Linked DNA regions of Mus musculus: region 1 is linked to region 2. Evidence: chromatin loops called from intact Hi-C (ENCODE). Cell type or tissue: heart. All regions are shown on one strand.

The links. Peaks named below come from ENCODE experiments on the same cell type or tissue, not always from the same donor. Only the 100,000 strongest peaks of a DNase experiment are listed, where the experiment ranks them.
Region 1: a loop joins it to region 2, with 1.9 times the contacts of the local background. A loop is called at or near these places in 2 of 42 quality-filtered maps.

Annotation. Positions count from the first base shown.
Region 1 is chr14:77,581,456-77,589,455 of GRCm38, reverse strand. Enox1 (ecto-NOX disulfide-thiol exchanger 1) reads right to left here. Exons shown (of 19, transcript NM_172813.3): 10 at 6,827-7,060. Among named protein-coding and RNA genes, the nearest start is that of Gm52115, 11 kb to the left of the region's middle. In heart, no CTCF peak of the experiment used is centred here; DNase peaks (open chromatin) are centred at 3,235 and 3,855; H3K27ac peaks cover 1,661 bases.
Region 2 is chr14:77,480,719-77,488,718 of GRCm38, reverse strand. All of the region lies in intron 5 of Enox1 (ecto-NOX disulfide-thiol exchanger 1), which reads right to left. It overlaps Gm6994 (predicted gene 6994), which reads left to right. Exons shown (of 6, transcript NR_033141.1): 4 at 2,640-2,713; 5 at 7,498-7,597. Among named protein-coding and RNA genes, the nearest start is that of Gm6994, 22 kb to the left of the region's middle. In heart, a CTCF peak has its summit at 3,384 (motif pointing right); DNase peaks (open chromatin) are centred at 3,448 and 3,628.

The DNA of each region.
Region 1 (8,000 bases), 100 kb before region 2:
GATTCTCCATCCCATGGCCAGCTGTTACTCCTCCTTCAAGGGTCAGCTTATGTCATCTTCGTAAAGGAGATCTCCCTGCCTCCAGGGTGTGACGAGTACACATCCTTGCTGTGTTTCTAACGTTCCCTATGAACTCCACTGGTACAGTCATCCTGGGCAGTGATGGCCTTCTTCCCATTACCACTCACCATTACTTCACAAATACACTGCCACCCTCTGGTCCATATTTTATCTTTCTCAAAGATGTGTAGTGACTAATGCTGGTCAGGGCACAAATAAATGACTGGAAGGTGGGATGTTGACATGGAGGACGTTTAATTTTGTGTTCAAGAGGATTTATACATATGTTATTGTCCACCAGAGGTAAATGCTCTCATGACAGAGAAATAGGCCTCTGGGGTCATGAGCACTGGGGATAAAAGTCAAGAGTGGGACTAGAAAGGTGGCTCAGTGGTTAAGGGTGCTGGCTGTGCTTTCAGAGGTCCTGAGTTCAATTCCCAGCAACCACATGGTGGCCCACAACCATCTATATATAATGGGATCCGATGCTCTCTTCTGGGATGCAGTTATATATGCAGATAGAGCACTCATACATAAAATAAATGAGCCTTTAAAAAATAACAAGAAAGGAAGGAAGAGAAAGAGAAGAGAGGGGAGGGGAGGGGAGGGGAGGGGAGGGGAGGGGAGGGGAGGAGAGGAGAGGAGAGGAGAGGAGAGGAGAGGAGAGGAGAGGAGAGAATTACAATTGATGTCAGACACTCTAGGAGAACCGGAAAGTACTCGTGACAGCCAAATATCTCACTGGATTCTCAGTTGGTTAAAAAATGTTTTTGAAAGCATGTGTAATTTGGGGGAGGCAATACCAATTTGTTAGGTTTGGAGGGCTAAGTAAGTAATTATAATTCCTATCTTTTGTCTCTCAGTGACTCCAGCTGAATCTATGCTATCTTGTTCTACATCTGGTTATTTTCTGACTTTGTGAGACCTCTTCTTCATGTTTGGGTGAACACCTGTTACGTAGTTGACATTAAAATTGCCAACAGGACAACCTGCTATTCGAAGTCTGCAAGCCAAAGCATCCTTGAGAGCTTGTAAAAAACAAGCTTTTAAAAAAAGACTCAGCTTTTCTCAGAATCCCCCATCGGTGACTGTGCTTCAACCCTTACGCACAATTGGAAGTCCCAGACACACAGCAAGGACTGATCGATCCTGGGAAGCCGGGTAACGTGGTTAAGATGCTAAGCTAAGTTAGGAGATAGCACGAACCTGAAATGGAAAGTAGTAACTAAAATTTAAGTGAATTTTGAAAGGATTTGATGTGGTTTTTATGAGCTTTGCAAGTGTCTGTCTCTAAATCCCCATTTTCAATAAAAGAATAATTGTCACTTGGAACAGGAAAGAGAAAAGTTACCTAAGACCTGGAAACAGGCAGAGAGATCAATGCAGATCCTCTCACTGGGATACTGGGCATGGAGCAGCCAACCACAACCCCCACTTTCGCCTTCACTGGGCTGTGTACTTTGGTTTATCTTTGGCTAGACTATTTTACAGCTCTGAAGAGAGAACATAAATTGTGGAAATGAACAGCGCAAATACTTCTCTGTAACAATGCAAGAGATTTTTGTTCAGTAGAAATTTAAATCTTCGTAAAGTAAATTACATGAAGAATTTCCAGCTACTATCATAGTTAGAAATCAGTATTGATTATTTCTTAGAGGGAAAAAAAAAGTGTTGTGGAATATCTTTTGAATTTTTTTCTTTCTGTTCAATCATGGAAGCTCTCATACTACTCTTTCATAGACCCAGACATAAATAAAGGCACAAAGCCCACCTGAGTTTCTTATCCCAAGCCCACAGCCTGGCTTTGATCTGCCTGTTGTTCCTAAATCCAGGGATAAATCTTCCCTTAGTGCACAGGGGCAAGGAAAAAAGGAGTCTGGTGCCCCCCTTCCCGACCTCTCGCCACCACCCCCCAATATCTATTGTTTTACATCTGGTTATTTCCGACTTTGTGCGACCTCTTCTTCATGTTTGGTAAGCACCTGCTACACATTATCCACATACCAGTCTGGTTAAAAATTTACCAAGTGCCCTGACCTTCTGCAGGTTGGGAGTTTTGAGTGTGATGATAGTGTCCTCCGTGCCTCCAAAAAGGCATATTTCTGGGGTTAAGAATCTGTGGCAGACAGAAAGATTTTGCTGAAGGGACCCTGTTATAGCTGTCTCATATGAGGCTGTGCCAGTGCCTGGCAAATACAGAAGTGGATGCTCACAGTCATCTATAAGATGGAACACAGGGCCCCCAATGGAGAAGCTAGAGAAAGCACCCAAGGAGCTGAAGGGGTCTGCAACCCTATAGGTGGAACAACAATATGAACTAACCAGTACCCCCCACAGCTTGTATCTCTAGCTGCATATGTAGCAGAAGATGGCCTAGTCGGCCACCACTGGGAAGAGAGGCCCCTTGGTATTGCAAACTTTATATGCCCCAATACAGGGGAATGCCAGGGCCAAGAAGCAGGAGTGGGTGGGTAGGGGAGCAGAGCGGGGGGAGGGTATAGGAAACTTTTGGGATAGCATTTGAAATGTATATAAAGAAAATATCTAATAAAAAAAATCTGTGGCAGAGAACTCAGGACCATCTTGCAAACATAAACTGGGCATGTTCCAATGATGTCATTTAACTCGTTAATTAATGAAGAAGCGGTAAGATGTTAAAACTGGTTCAAAGGAGAATTTGGCCTACAAAAGTCTGGGGGTTTTTTTGGTTTTTTTTTTTTTTTTGGCTGCTTAACTGTCTGTGTGCCAGTTAACCAGAACAGTATATAAAGGCTACACAAGTGGTTAATGTTCCCCTTCTGCCCCAACACACTCTCCTCAATTACTCAGTGTTCCTAAAATGTGCAAATTAAGGGGGCAATACAAAAGTGTACTGGTTATTTCCCCTGCAGGGCCAAGGAAAATGTTTCTAAATGAAATGGCCTCTCTTGCTTCCACAAAGGTCAATAACACCCCCCTAAAAAGTGCTTCTCAGGAGGCTCCCTGTGCTTCATATTTTCCTTGCCTGAAGAAGGAGGTCTGGCTGTTAGCTAATGGAATGTCCAGTTGGCCCATAGCATTATTGATTTTTACTTTCATAGAACTATAAATATTGAGACACATCTCCAGATGCCAGCCACACTTCCACACCTACTGACGGACGCCAGGCATACTCTATGCAAATGGGAGCCTAGTCCTTTGAAAACTATGAGCACAATTCCAGGGAGGCTCAGTTCCCAGTGACAGATGAGGAGATTCCCAAGGGCATGGGTTAGAGAACTTGGTCGCAGCAAGTTCACGTGATTCGAAGACAGAGTCCTTCCTAGTGAAACATTGTGTGAATCTTTCCAAGTGGGAGAAAGTACTGAAAAAACTTTTAAAATGTTCTCGCCCAACGAAATCTCCAGTGGATGAAGATATAGTGCTTCCTCATGGCCAAATCAATCTCTTCCTTGTGTGGCCCAGCCCCCAGCCCCCTTCAAGGCTGCTTGGTCTGTGTTAGAAACACTAGAATTCATTATCTCATCTGTCTGGTGCCACTGTTTCCAATAAAGTGTAATTATGGTGCTGTTGTGCTCCTTCTCGCTCTCCCAAAGCCCTGCCATAAACTTCAGGTCCCTGCGCAGTCACTTCCAAGTCAGTCTTCATTAAGTTGAATTGTCTCACAACAATGTCTATTTAATCAGCAGGGTGCCCACTGACTCTCTGTTTTAGAATTTGTATTAATGAAACCAATGGCTGGCGACTCTCTCTGCCTTAGCCACTGCACAGTTTCAACTCTACTGTTTCCTCTGGCTTTGGGAAGCCAGGCAGCCGGCCAGTGGGGAGATGTGTTCACCAGAGACGCCCCCTTTTCTCATGCTTGCGGCACCACTGGCTGTCTCTGAAGGGAAAACATCCTGTAGTTGCCACTCACCGTAGTGCGCACTGCTGCTGATAGTGTTAGGACGTACCACAGTTCACTGTTCTAAGCAGCCAAAGCAGACTGATTAGTCATTTCTTTCATTACCCAAGAAATTACCTAGATTCTACGAGGCAGGATCTGGCATGGTGTTTTCTCTTCCCCCAGTACCTAGCACTAGTACCCAGGGTCTGGTATTTGTAAAACACTTAAGCAAATACTTCTTACTGGATTGGCAGCAGGCTGAACATAGTCACTTCCCTCGCTGCCAGCCATGCATGGTAGCTCTAGTGGCCAGAAATGCAATATGCCCATGGATTCAGATACTTGGAGAAGAGAGAGAGAGGAATTAATGCGCCCAATACCTACTGTGTGCAACTGTGTGGGAAGCCTTGCAGGTCATAAGAAAGGTTTGATTGATACAGATTTTGCTGAATGTGAATGATCTTCAAAACAAAATTACAAGAATAAACACATATGGTGTAAAATAGAAGAAAAATATCTAATAAACCTAGGATGGCAAGGTTTCTCACAGGAGGGTAAAAAAAAAAAATCAAATCCAATTAGGTATTTTCAGATTCATTCTGTCACAGGTTTCCATAGCTTCCGACTTGACTGAATTTTATATCCCCCACATCAATGAAATCGTCTTCAGGGAGACAAGTTTCCTTGGCTCCTCCTGCCAGGCTTTGCAGTGTTATAAGGAGCAGAGAGTGGATCTCCTCTTGGAAGCAGCCCATTTCCTAAGCAATTAAATGCTGTTTATATTCCAAACTCCGTGCTTGGGTTGAAATTGTCAAGCTCGGTATTACCTGACTCTTGCCTAAGACGTATCTACAGCGAGTTCATTCTACTGTAAGAGCCATCTATTAAAATTTCCAATCTGTTCTCTCCTCAAGGGATCACACAGTACTTGGCAAAGGCACAGCTTCCGAATTCTGCAAATTATACTCATCTATATAAATATACATTTTTGAAATGGCAAGGCTCACAAATTACTCCAGCAAATTGACATCCCAATCTGCTATCCTCCAAAAGTAGAGGCAAATGCCATGTACCTTATACATGGAGTTGGCACTTTTGATGTTGGCTTCATAGAAATAACCTAACATTAGATGCCAGACCTTCATGAAATTCCTCCATGCAGTACAGAACTAAGGTGGAGCCATGACTGAACCCATTCTAAGAGTCTCGCGCTCTAGTGACTGAGCTATCTGGGCTGGAAAACAGGTCACAGAGACCACAGGGTGGTGCCACCAAATTCACTTGACATTGGCACAAAAGAGAGAGGATTTATTCCAATGAGTGTTCCTGGTTATAAGTCTTATTCTTTCTCATTCTGGGCTCTCATAATAGTTTCTAGGCTGAATTTACATTGCATATTTTTTCTCATTGGAGGGGTAGCCTCTGCCTGTATATTTATTGACTATATTATAGACCTTCTGGGCAGGCACCAAGAAAGCCAGCAGGCAGTGCTACTCAGTGGCTGGAGAGGCAATTCAGTGGCAACCGTGGCTAATTAGGAGTCCTCAGAGCTGACAGGGATGATGGTTAAGGAGGCTATCACTTGCCTTTTAGATCAAGCATAGAATGCTTTTTCTGATCTTCCTAAAATTGGTGGTTTTCTTCAGTAAGACCATCCCATCCATTAAGACATTGCCAATAATACATGAGGTAGGTTCTTACACCCCCATTCTCCCACTCTTGCCAAGAACCAATCACATCTCTCCTTTCGTCAGGAATCCATGAAGCCATCTCTTCACTGTTTACAGGGCACAGCCAAACTAGGCAATAGCCTTGGGGCTTCACCATCTGGTTGAGACACTCTCCAGCTTCACCTTGCTTTAGGAACACAGTGCCCAAACCAAATCCTCTTTGTTTCTGGTACATCTTTGTTCTTAGGGCTCCGGGCTCTGGTTAGATTGCCTCTGTGAACCTTTCTAACTTGGGAGAAAGACCTCTTGTTTATCCCAACAAGTTCAAATCCTGCCTGCTCTTTGAAGATATTCTCAACCCCTTTCCTTGCTCAGGTTACACTTGCTGGCATTCCCAAAGCATGTTGTGGATGCCTTGCTCCCACACGGAGGGCTATCAGCTTTGCTCAAAGTCATTCAGTTACTTGTAGTCACCTGCCTGTAGAAACTGTGACCCACTACAGTACTGTTGGTAGCCAGCACCCTCAGGAGTGCTGTTCACCTCCTACCAACTGCCTATAAAATGCCAGTCATAAAAATAGTCATATAAGATAGTCATATAAAACAGATATCATTCAGCTCATTCATTTGGTCTCTAGTAGCCCTAGACCCCAACACAGGCATATATGTGTGCATCTCCTCGCCTCCATACATACACTAATTTCAAAACCTGCCTTCCTGGTCATCACTGAAGTTCAGCAGGTCTAATCCTTATTTCTTTGGATCCTTTATTTTCTTCACTCTCCAACCCAGGGAAGGCCCCGGCAAAAATTAAGGACTTACTTTTTCTATTGTTACTCATCTGTAGGTGTGAGAAGGTTCCTTCGACTCCACCTCTAGGACAGGGGACCTGTCTACATTTCTCTTTTCTCTTCTACAAACCCTAGACATCGTGTGTAAGATGTCTTGGAAACACTTTCAGTGTCTGGTAGAACTACATGGTCCACAGAACTCAGAGAGCACTAGACAAGGTCAACTTCTCGGTGAGGCCACTGCCCTGACTCACTAAGCACCTCCTGGGGACCACAGGCTGCTGCTGGCATTGCAGAGGCCCACCCCCACCCCCACCCCACCCCCGCCCTTCCGACCTTCATACAGGAGAGCCTGACTAAGCAATGGCTCTGTCCCTAGCCCGATGATGGAACCCAGAGGTCTGCAGATCCTAGCTCGCCCCCCCCCACACCCCCTTTACCTTTCAGTTTGTCAGCCAGCAGGGCAGCTTCGTGCTCCGAGTAGTGCATGATGGCCGGCGGCGAGGGAGGCCGCAGCCTGTCCTCTTCCAGTTTGCGTCGATGCCGCTCCTCCCGGGCGCGCATCCTTTGCTTGCATTCCCACTCATAGAAGTCATCCCTGGCCTGAGCAAAATCCACGTGCAGGCGGCCGGAATCCTTTTTATCCGTGCTCGACCCTAATCGCATTCTGTAACCTAGAAGCAGTGGAAAGCCAGGTCACCTCCAGTCAGGGGACACATTTCCCACAAGCTAAGCAACTGTGCCTCAGGAGAGAAGATACCTTTTTGTCTCTGGGGGATGGGAAGCAGGTATCCTTTTAAAGACTTAATCATTAAGCACAGATGTGGAGGTAAATATACCTCCCTTCCCCCCCCCCCCCACGTTACTTTCCCAGAGGGACCCTCACAGTGCTCCTGTTGCACCATTAACCGAGCACTAAATCCTGGCCACGCCTTCCTCCCTTTGGCTTGGGGGGGGGGTCGGGGGGGGGTCTGTCTTGCTTTTTGTTTTCAATGTTCTATAACTCTATTGCATGTGCACTCTTAAAAATTCTTTTTCAAAGAGGCAGGGTATGAGTAAATACAGAACATCCATGATATTTGAAGGGGCCCGGAAAGTAAATTTCAGAACTTTACTCGGAGCCTATTGCTCATTCCCCTAGCAAACACTGCCGCTCTGGTTTTTTTCTCTGCCGCTACCAAAGCCACAATTACCCAGGCAATTTTGCAATGTTGTTTTATTCCCACTTATCCTCTGGGGCATGCGGGAGAATATGTTACCTTCAATCAAGAGGCCCCACAGTACCTCATCCAGCCTGCACGACCACACAAATTATCTGTGCAGTCTTTGAAGGCCACAATAGGCTTGTGCAAGGGCCCAAAGTTAGGCCAGAAAGGAAAAGGGGGGGAGGGGGGAACCTTTAGGGGGAAGGGAGGACTTACTGAGCACTACCTATCTTATAGTGATTGGGGATGAGGGGGGAGAGAGGTCGTGAGGGGTCAACACAGGACTGGATGCTGCCAGCCAGCCTAACTTCAAATTTAGAAGAATTGAAAGCACAGCACGGTGATTGATTCTTCAGTTTGGAGTACTCAGATTTTCACAACATCAATTCAGGTCTTAGCAGGAGCATAT
Region 2 (8,000 bases):
AAAACATTAGCGCTGTTATATTTTTATGGGGCCGGCATCCTATGTGGAGCCTACCATTGAAAGAAGCATTGTTGGGGGCTGGTGAGATGGCTCAGTGGGTAAGAGCACCCGACTGCTCTTCCGAAGGTCCAGAGTTCAAATCCCAGCAACCACATGGTGGCTCACAACCATCCGCAACAAGATCTGACTCCCTCTTCTGGAGTGTCTGAAGACAGCTACAGTGTACTTACATATATTAATAAAAAATAAATCTAAAAAAAAAAAAAAAAGAAAGAAGCATTGTTAAGGGTACAGAACAACATTACAATATTCCTGGTGCAAATGTATAAAAACATACAAAGCATAAGCAAGTGAGGCTCGACTTTTGACCATTCTTGTCAAACTCTCTGGCTGCACCGCACTACCTGTCTCGTCCATTTCTAACAAATACCGTGCACAGCACGACCCCATGACCTGGCACTCTGGTCTTTCCATTTGAGTGGAGGAAAGAAGAGTCCGGGCATAGAAGCAATGAAGAGCAGCACACTGCTTCAGTCTCTTCTGCTGGCTCACAACAAGGCAAGACAACCTCTTCAATGACTGCTAACAGCACACATATGAGTTGCTGAGATACAGTGGTGTGATTCAAGGTGAAAGGTACGGTCGGGAGCCCCTGTAGATTTCCCTGTATAAGTCAGAGCCCCTGTAGATTTCCCTGTATAAGTGGAAGGAAGAGGAGATTCCAGGCTATTTGTTTGGTGAGTGCTTTTCTTTATACTCGTCATGTGTTTCCTTCCTTCGTTTATTTTTCTTTGGTTGCTCTTCAGAGAACACCTTTCTAGACACGAGTGTTTTGAAATTCTGATCAGAACTGGAAGGGGAAGGAGCTGGGGAATAATGGAGATGCCTGTACTTATGTGACACATTCACAAACCCTATGAATTTTTAATGAAGGAACAATGTCCACAATTAGATTTGAAATGAGGTTTTCTTTGTGGGCGCTCTTACAGTAAGTGGACTGTGGGTGGATTTTACTTTGTATTCTGTAAACGGTATCAGTGCAGAAACCGCTCCAGTTTAATAGAAAATAAAAGCAAATTGTTGATTGTTTACAGCTTTTCTCCCCCTCCACATTTACCAGAAGTGTGGCAGTTTTTAAAATTGTTTTCCATTTTACTTAAATGCCCCATAGACGCCAAAGCACTCAGTGGTACAGAATGTGACTCCAGTCATGACCCAAAGCTGTCCTTTCGCGTGGCAGGGGGGAGGTTTTATTTGTCTGATTTGTTTGAAACTATAAAAATAACCTGTAAATGTAGACCTCTGGGAAAGCAGATCTTAAACTTTGCCATTTGTAAACCTAGGCATCTCAAACGACTATCAGATAGTTTGATAGCTGAGAGCAGGAGACAGAGGACAGAAGCAATGGCGACTTAATTTGCATTTTGAGGCTGGAGCTAAACTCTCATGCTCAGATGGCTTCAGTGTGGACTACAGTCACATATCCAGGCAGCTTCCTACCATGTTTACCTGGTCTCCAAGGCCCTTCAGTGTCTGGCTGCCAGTATCTTCTGCAAGCCCAGGCTCTGAGACTTGTTTCCTCTCAGGAAGCACGGGGACTGTTAATCTCCTGTGAGACTGCCAGGCATGATCTTGGCTTGGTGATGCTGCATTTGGTGCCCCCGAGGTCCCTGCATGCCAGCCCTCTCCCTCCCCTTAGCCCAGTTCTGCTGACCCCACCCAAGTCCTCGTTCTTGGCCCTTCACTGGCCTCTAACTATAACTGCAACCCTGGTTAGCTTCTTTCTATAAGCCTTAGTTTTCTCTATAGATTTCTTGGGATCTGAATTTATATCACATGGAGATTCCCTTGATAAATTAGCCTTCCACAGGGATAGACTTATTTTTAATCATTTAAAAATGTTTCTTTCTGCTGAATTGCCACAAGCCAAAACAGTGCCTAATAGTATATACATAAATCCTGCCTCTCCCACACACTCAAATTCACTGAATAGTCATTATGACTGTGACTGCATATGCATATATGCGTGCACACTGCATTTCTTATATCTCTACTTTCTGTACTTTTGATGATGATGATGTCTGTGGCCTTAAGGACCCTGGAGGAAACTAGTTCTCCTGGGGGTAGCCGGTTTCTCCAGACATCATAGGGTCACTTGGGAGCCACTCTACAGATGAGAACCCACAGACCAGGATCCCACCATCTCCCAAATGCTTTTGGCTCTGGGTTTCTCCTGCGCTAGGTCACAGTTCTGCCCCCACTATGCCGGAGCTAGATGAGGCATGGCAGGTAATTGCAGATGGTTCCTCACCCCTAAATCTGTTTAAATTATCTGGCCTAGCCAAGCCTACACCTGTCTTCTTTCCTGGGAAAGCACAATAAGGGTCCTTGCCTAGCGTTCCTCTCCTGAGAATGATAGAGTGCATCCCACCCCTCGCTCTGCCATGGCATGATATGCCCCCTCATTTGGGGACCCATGAGTAGCTAACCATCTTCAGGAGTCAGGCTCCATATCGTCTGCCCTTCCTATTCCTACATGATTACAATATATTAATAAGGAAAAACTAAATTCAGAAATGCAAATATATAAACATATCGGGCGATTCACTTAAATAAATATAATTCTCTATATCTTGAAGGAAAATGTAATCACCAGAAGTTACAGCTTGCTGCATCCAGAAGAAATAAGATGATGCTGACATTTAAAAGATTTGTAAGTACTTTAGCCTCTATCTCACTCAGCCCTGAGATTAGCTTAGGATCTGTGTTGTTGTTGTTGTTGTTTTATTTTTTCATGTGTGTGTGTGGTTATTATTGTTGACTTTTTAAAAAGGGTATCATTAATTCAAGGGACTAGTCATGATTCTTTTATTCTGCCATTAGAGATAATTAATCTCATACAACAAACACGTTATGGAGTTTGAATGATGCAGCCATGTAGATTTGTCAATTGTAGGCAATGTACGACTTTGCTGGGAGTATTAGTAATGGTGCGGGGTGGGGGTAGGCGTGTCAGTGCCTATCTGAGTACAGGAGTGCAGGGGACATTTCCCTACCTTCTGTTCAGTATCACTAAGAACTTAGAAGTGGTCTAGAAAAATAAGATCTTTCAAAAGGAAAGTAAGTAAATAAAATCATACCTGTACTTATGCATTCTTTTTAAAAAAAAATAGAAGGAGATAAGAAATCCTGCCCCCACTTTCCTCAGTTATAGCTTACATGGCACAGCTCCCTGCCTCGGAGCAGTCAGCGGAGTTTTCGACACAGTAGAAAATAGTTGTTCCCCTTTCGTTCATTCCAAAGCCATGGTTCATGTTGTTCCATGGCCCACTGGCCAGATGCCGCTCTGTTCTCTGTTGGAACACACCTCCAGCTGGGCTACGCCAGGCCTGATGGGGGCACGGCAGTTCTACAAACCCAAGCTGGGAAAATGACCTTTGGTAGACTCTCATAAGTCAGCTCTGAGGAATGTGCTGGGTGGTTACCCATTAGGGGTAACCGGTAAGGACAAGAGCCGGAGGCTGAAGTCTTAGTAAAGCAGGATTTGGCCAGAGAGACAAGAAGATGTCCACAGGAATGGTCCGGGCAGCTTCCAGAAGGCACTGGAGGGAGTCTCAGCCTATCAGCTGCTAACCTTGGCACTGGACCCTTCATAGGGACTTGACAGCCCAGGCAGCTGTCTTCATGAAGTTGGATGCACGCCTGCTGACTCAGGCTACAGAACCACTGCCAGGATGGCCATTCTGTAACAACCACATATTCTGTAATAGAAATACTAGCGCCCACTCAAGGCAATAGTAACGGTGCAAGAATAATTTTTCAGCTGCCATGAGAGAGGTTTTGAAACTGCTTACAGGCTGTGGAAGCATGCTTTTCAGAAATTAATACAGAATTTGAGAATTTTTATCAAAGGGGACAGGAGTGCTCGCCATGGCCCTACAGCTTCCCTTCAGGCTGCTGGTATTCACATTTGCTGCCTTGTGTGTACCCACTACTTCTCCACGCCTCCCTCCTTTCTGACTCACATCAAGGCCCACCTTCTCTGAGGCACCTTACATGATCAATTCTTGCCTCTCTAACTTCAGCATTCCCTAAGGTGTGGGATTTAACAGGGAACAGAAAACCATTATTTTAATTTTTAATAGTTAAATTTGCTCTGAGCCATGTGAAATTGCTGTTTCTGTGGATTTAAAAGCTAGCCAAATATTAGCGCTTTCATATAGTTCAACCTAGTATATGACAGAAAGAAATATATTTTAAAAGAAGGACTTCACCATTTGTATACAATGAGACAAAAAATGAGTACTTTAAAGGCACATGTAGAAATAAATAAGTAAACATATCTCTTGACCACACAGCTGTAGTAAAATTATTAAACTTGTATCCACTAATGGAATTGAACAGTGGCATTCTGACAACCAGTGTTCTGTGTTCCTTATATGTCCCATTTTGTATTCATGGTAGCCTGGGGTGGGAAGGATCTCTGTATTTGGGTCCTTCAGCTGGTTCTCAAAGCATAAAGAGGCAAGAAGCACTTAGCATAATCCCTACCAGGTTGGTGGGTGGGGATGGTGTTGTCTTACCAGAGAACATTGGTTGCTTTCCTTCATGTTCATTTGAATATGTGAAACTGATGGAACAGAGGGTGCTGTTCTGGCCAAAAGTCTATAATGTAGAGCAGAGTAGAACCCAGGTGTCCCTGGCGGCTTTGATGGGCACCCACTTCACCAGCGCTCTGCATTACAGTGACATGTGGGTATTGGCAGCTTAGGGGCTGGTGATCTGGGCTCCTGTTTTGTAGCACAATATGCATAGCCTCCCCTCCCTTCCCCCAAACACACACACTTTCCAGGCCCACTGAGAAAGGAGGCTGTGAAAAGCCATCTTCTTTGGTGATATCCTGTGACGATTGTCCTTTATGCCCCCATAGCAACCAACTTTAAGTTCTTTTTAAAACCAAGACCTTGAAAGTATAGGAGGGTAATGTTTTCCAATTCATTAGAAACTAAACTAAATTAACTTCCTGTATATTTTATCCTATTAAAAAAAAGACATAAAATAGTCATGGTGTTGGCACTTATAGGGCTTTTGTCAGATTAAAAAAAAAAAAAAACGGTCATTAAGAAATTAAATCCTGCATACTCGTCAGCCTTTACTTCCATGCACAGAATAATGGGTCTTAAAATACAGGCGGTTGGTCATGGGTCTTAAGATACCTGATATGAAAGATAAGCATCTGTTGTAGAAGTGCATGGCTGAGAGAGGACAACATTATTTTCATGTGTGGCACAAGGAAGATGCCAAGAGCAGGAAAATCTGGCAAATTCTGAAAGGATGCAAGAGTCCTTAGTGGGAAGAGACAGAGGAAGTGGGCTGGAGCTCTGGCAGGGACCAGGGACCAGGACCAGGCTGTGTGAAGCTGGCGGAGCACAGTGGAGGCGGGGCACCGTGGAGGTGGGGCACAGTGGAGGCGGGGCACCGTGGAGGTGGGGCACCGTGGAGGTGGGGCACCGTGGAGGCGGGGCACCGTGGAGGCGGAGCACCGTGGAGGCGGGGCACCGTGGAGGTGGGGCACAGTGGAGGCGGGGAGAGGATTTTCCTTTAGCAAGTTTACTCAGAGACCACTTTCACTGCGTGTATCTAACGACAATGGTACTTTTATTCTTTAAAATCTTGTTTTCCTCTTCAAAATTTTACTTTCAGAAAAATGTCAAGGGATTTTAATCCATGCATGCTAAATACAATGTTTTCTTATATAAAAATGGTGGTTTATCAACCAGAAAACTGAAGTAAACCTCTTTAGAGAAGATGGCTCAGAAAGATAAGGGGAGTCTTGGCAACATAAACACGCTCTTACCAGCTCATGAAATGCTAAACCTAGGGCTTACTGTTCATGGCGGAAAGAATATCACTGTAGAAGGAAAATAAAGCAAGCTTTTATAGCATGAGAAGGAATCTCAGAATTCATTAACCAAGAGACCAAAACAATACACAAAATATTGTGGTATATTTTAAGAGAGCTTTAAATAAAGTCACGGGGGACAGATTTATAGCACTCTCATTAAATCGGGACAGCAATGGCGGGGGTGTGTATATGATCCTTGGTGACAGGAAAGAAAGTATATTACTAGACTTTGTATTGACTAACTGCAAAACCCATCAATGACACGAGGGTGACAGGGCTCCTAGAGGAAAGGTACTGTGTAAGCTCGAGTTCCCGACAGAGAAGACAGACAGCGTTGCTCCTAATCAGACCCGAAGCACAGCCTAATGAAATGTGTTTGGGAAGTTCAGAGCAGCACGTGTGATGGCAACACAAACCAGCTCCACTAAGTTTAGGAGAGGATGGAAAATAAACATTTAATTACAGAACAAAGTAACCATATACAGAAGACAAGAGAATGAGTTATTCCAGACACAAGTCACTGCCTTACAGGAGCTGCTCTGTAGCATTCTGACCCCAAAAGCATGCTTGGTGGACAGAAATGATGCCGGTGGGGAGGGGATGGAGGAGGGAGGGGATAGTAAATAGGGATGTGGACAGAGTCCTCAGAGGAACAACTTAGGTGAGGCACAACTAAGTCCAGTAGGGTTGTTGCTCCAAAATCCAGAAATGAACATTGCAGGCAGTATGGGTAGATAAGATGTTTTAAAAAATAGTTTGAGGGCTGGAGACACGGTTCACTGGTTAAGAGCACTTTCTGCTTTCCCAGAGGGCTAGAGTTTGGTTCCCAGCAATCCCACCAGGAGGTTCAAACTACATGCAACTCCAGCTTCAGGAGGTAGGTTTCTTCTAGCCTCTGTGGATATCTATCTATACATCTAAGGCATACACGCAAGTGCACATGCGTGGATGACACACACACACTCACATACACACACTCACACACATACTCACACACATATATGCATACACACATACATACATACACACACATTTTGAGAGGAGGAACAAAGGGGAAACAGGATCATTTTTGGTTGAAACTATTATGATGTCAATCCCACTGTGAGTGTCCCCTGCAGTGAAATCACCCTTCCATTGGGAAGGTACAGTCAACAGAGTAAGTATGGGGTTTCAGCCTGAGGTACAGTGGAAGCCCTGAGGGCCTCATTTACAGAAGCTGCACTCAGGGGGAAAAAAAAAAAGAGCTTGAGTGTGTCTGGCCCCTACACCAATGTGACTTGACAGTAGGCTAAATACTTTAAGTCCTTCCCCAGTGAAAATATAGATTTCAATTTGAACAGTAGTTCAAAATGAACTACATGAGCTCAACAGAATTCTAAAGCATTGGTGCCAGTTTTAGAGGACCACTTACTTGCCGGGGGAAATGATCAATTATGAGAGTGATCTCCACACATTAGAAGAACGAGAGCAAGTGATGGACCACGTCGGTGAAGCATTGCTCTAAAAGGGATGGAGGATCATCCAGGAATCACAGGTCCTGTTCATGCATTCTGTCCCCACCCTGTTCACTCATTCTGTCCCCACACATCCAGCTCCCACCGAGGAAACACCTGCTCTGTCCAGCACCATTTGAAGTTCTGTACCAGCAAGCACTTCCTCCAGAGAAGGGAGGTGCAGCTAGCTTGGTTGAAGGTGAGTATGTGAATCAATTAAAACACTGGTTAACAGAAGCGTCGGAGGGAGGACCAATTAATGGGCCAGTGATGGCGAGTTTAGATTTTCTTGAAGGATGCACAGAGGTGAACATCTGCAGGTCAGGGTCTTTAGAAAGAATAAAATGAGGTTTCAGACATGGGCACCATGGTGATCAAAAGTGTGAAAAGGGTAGGGTGCTGTTTAGAAAATCAGCACTTTTGATTGTCTGAAGTCTGCAAAGCAAATTAATGACGGGATGGTGAGTTATCACGTTGACCACAGAGACCCAGGCTAGGAAGCACCGACTCTTCAGCTAAGATGGTGCCCAAGGGAGTATTGTAAATCGGGAGTGCCGGGATACAATTTGTAACTTAAAACAATAAGTTCTGTATCAGAGTGG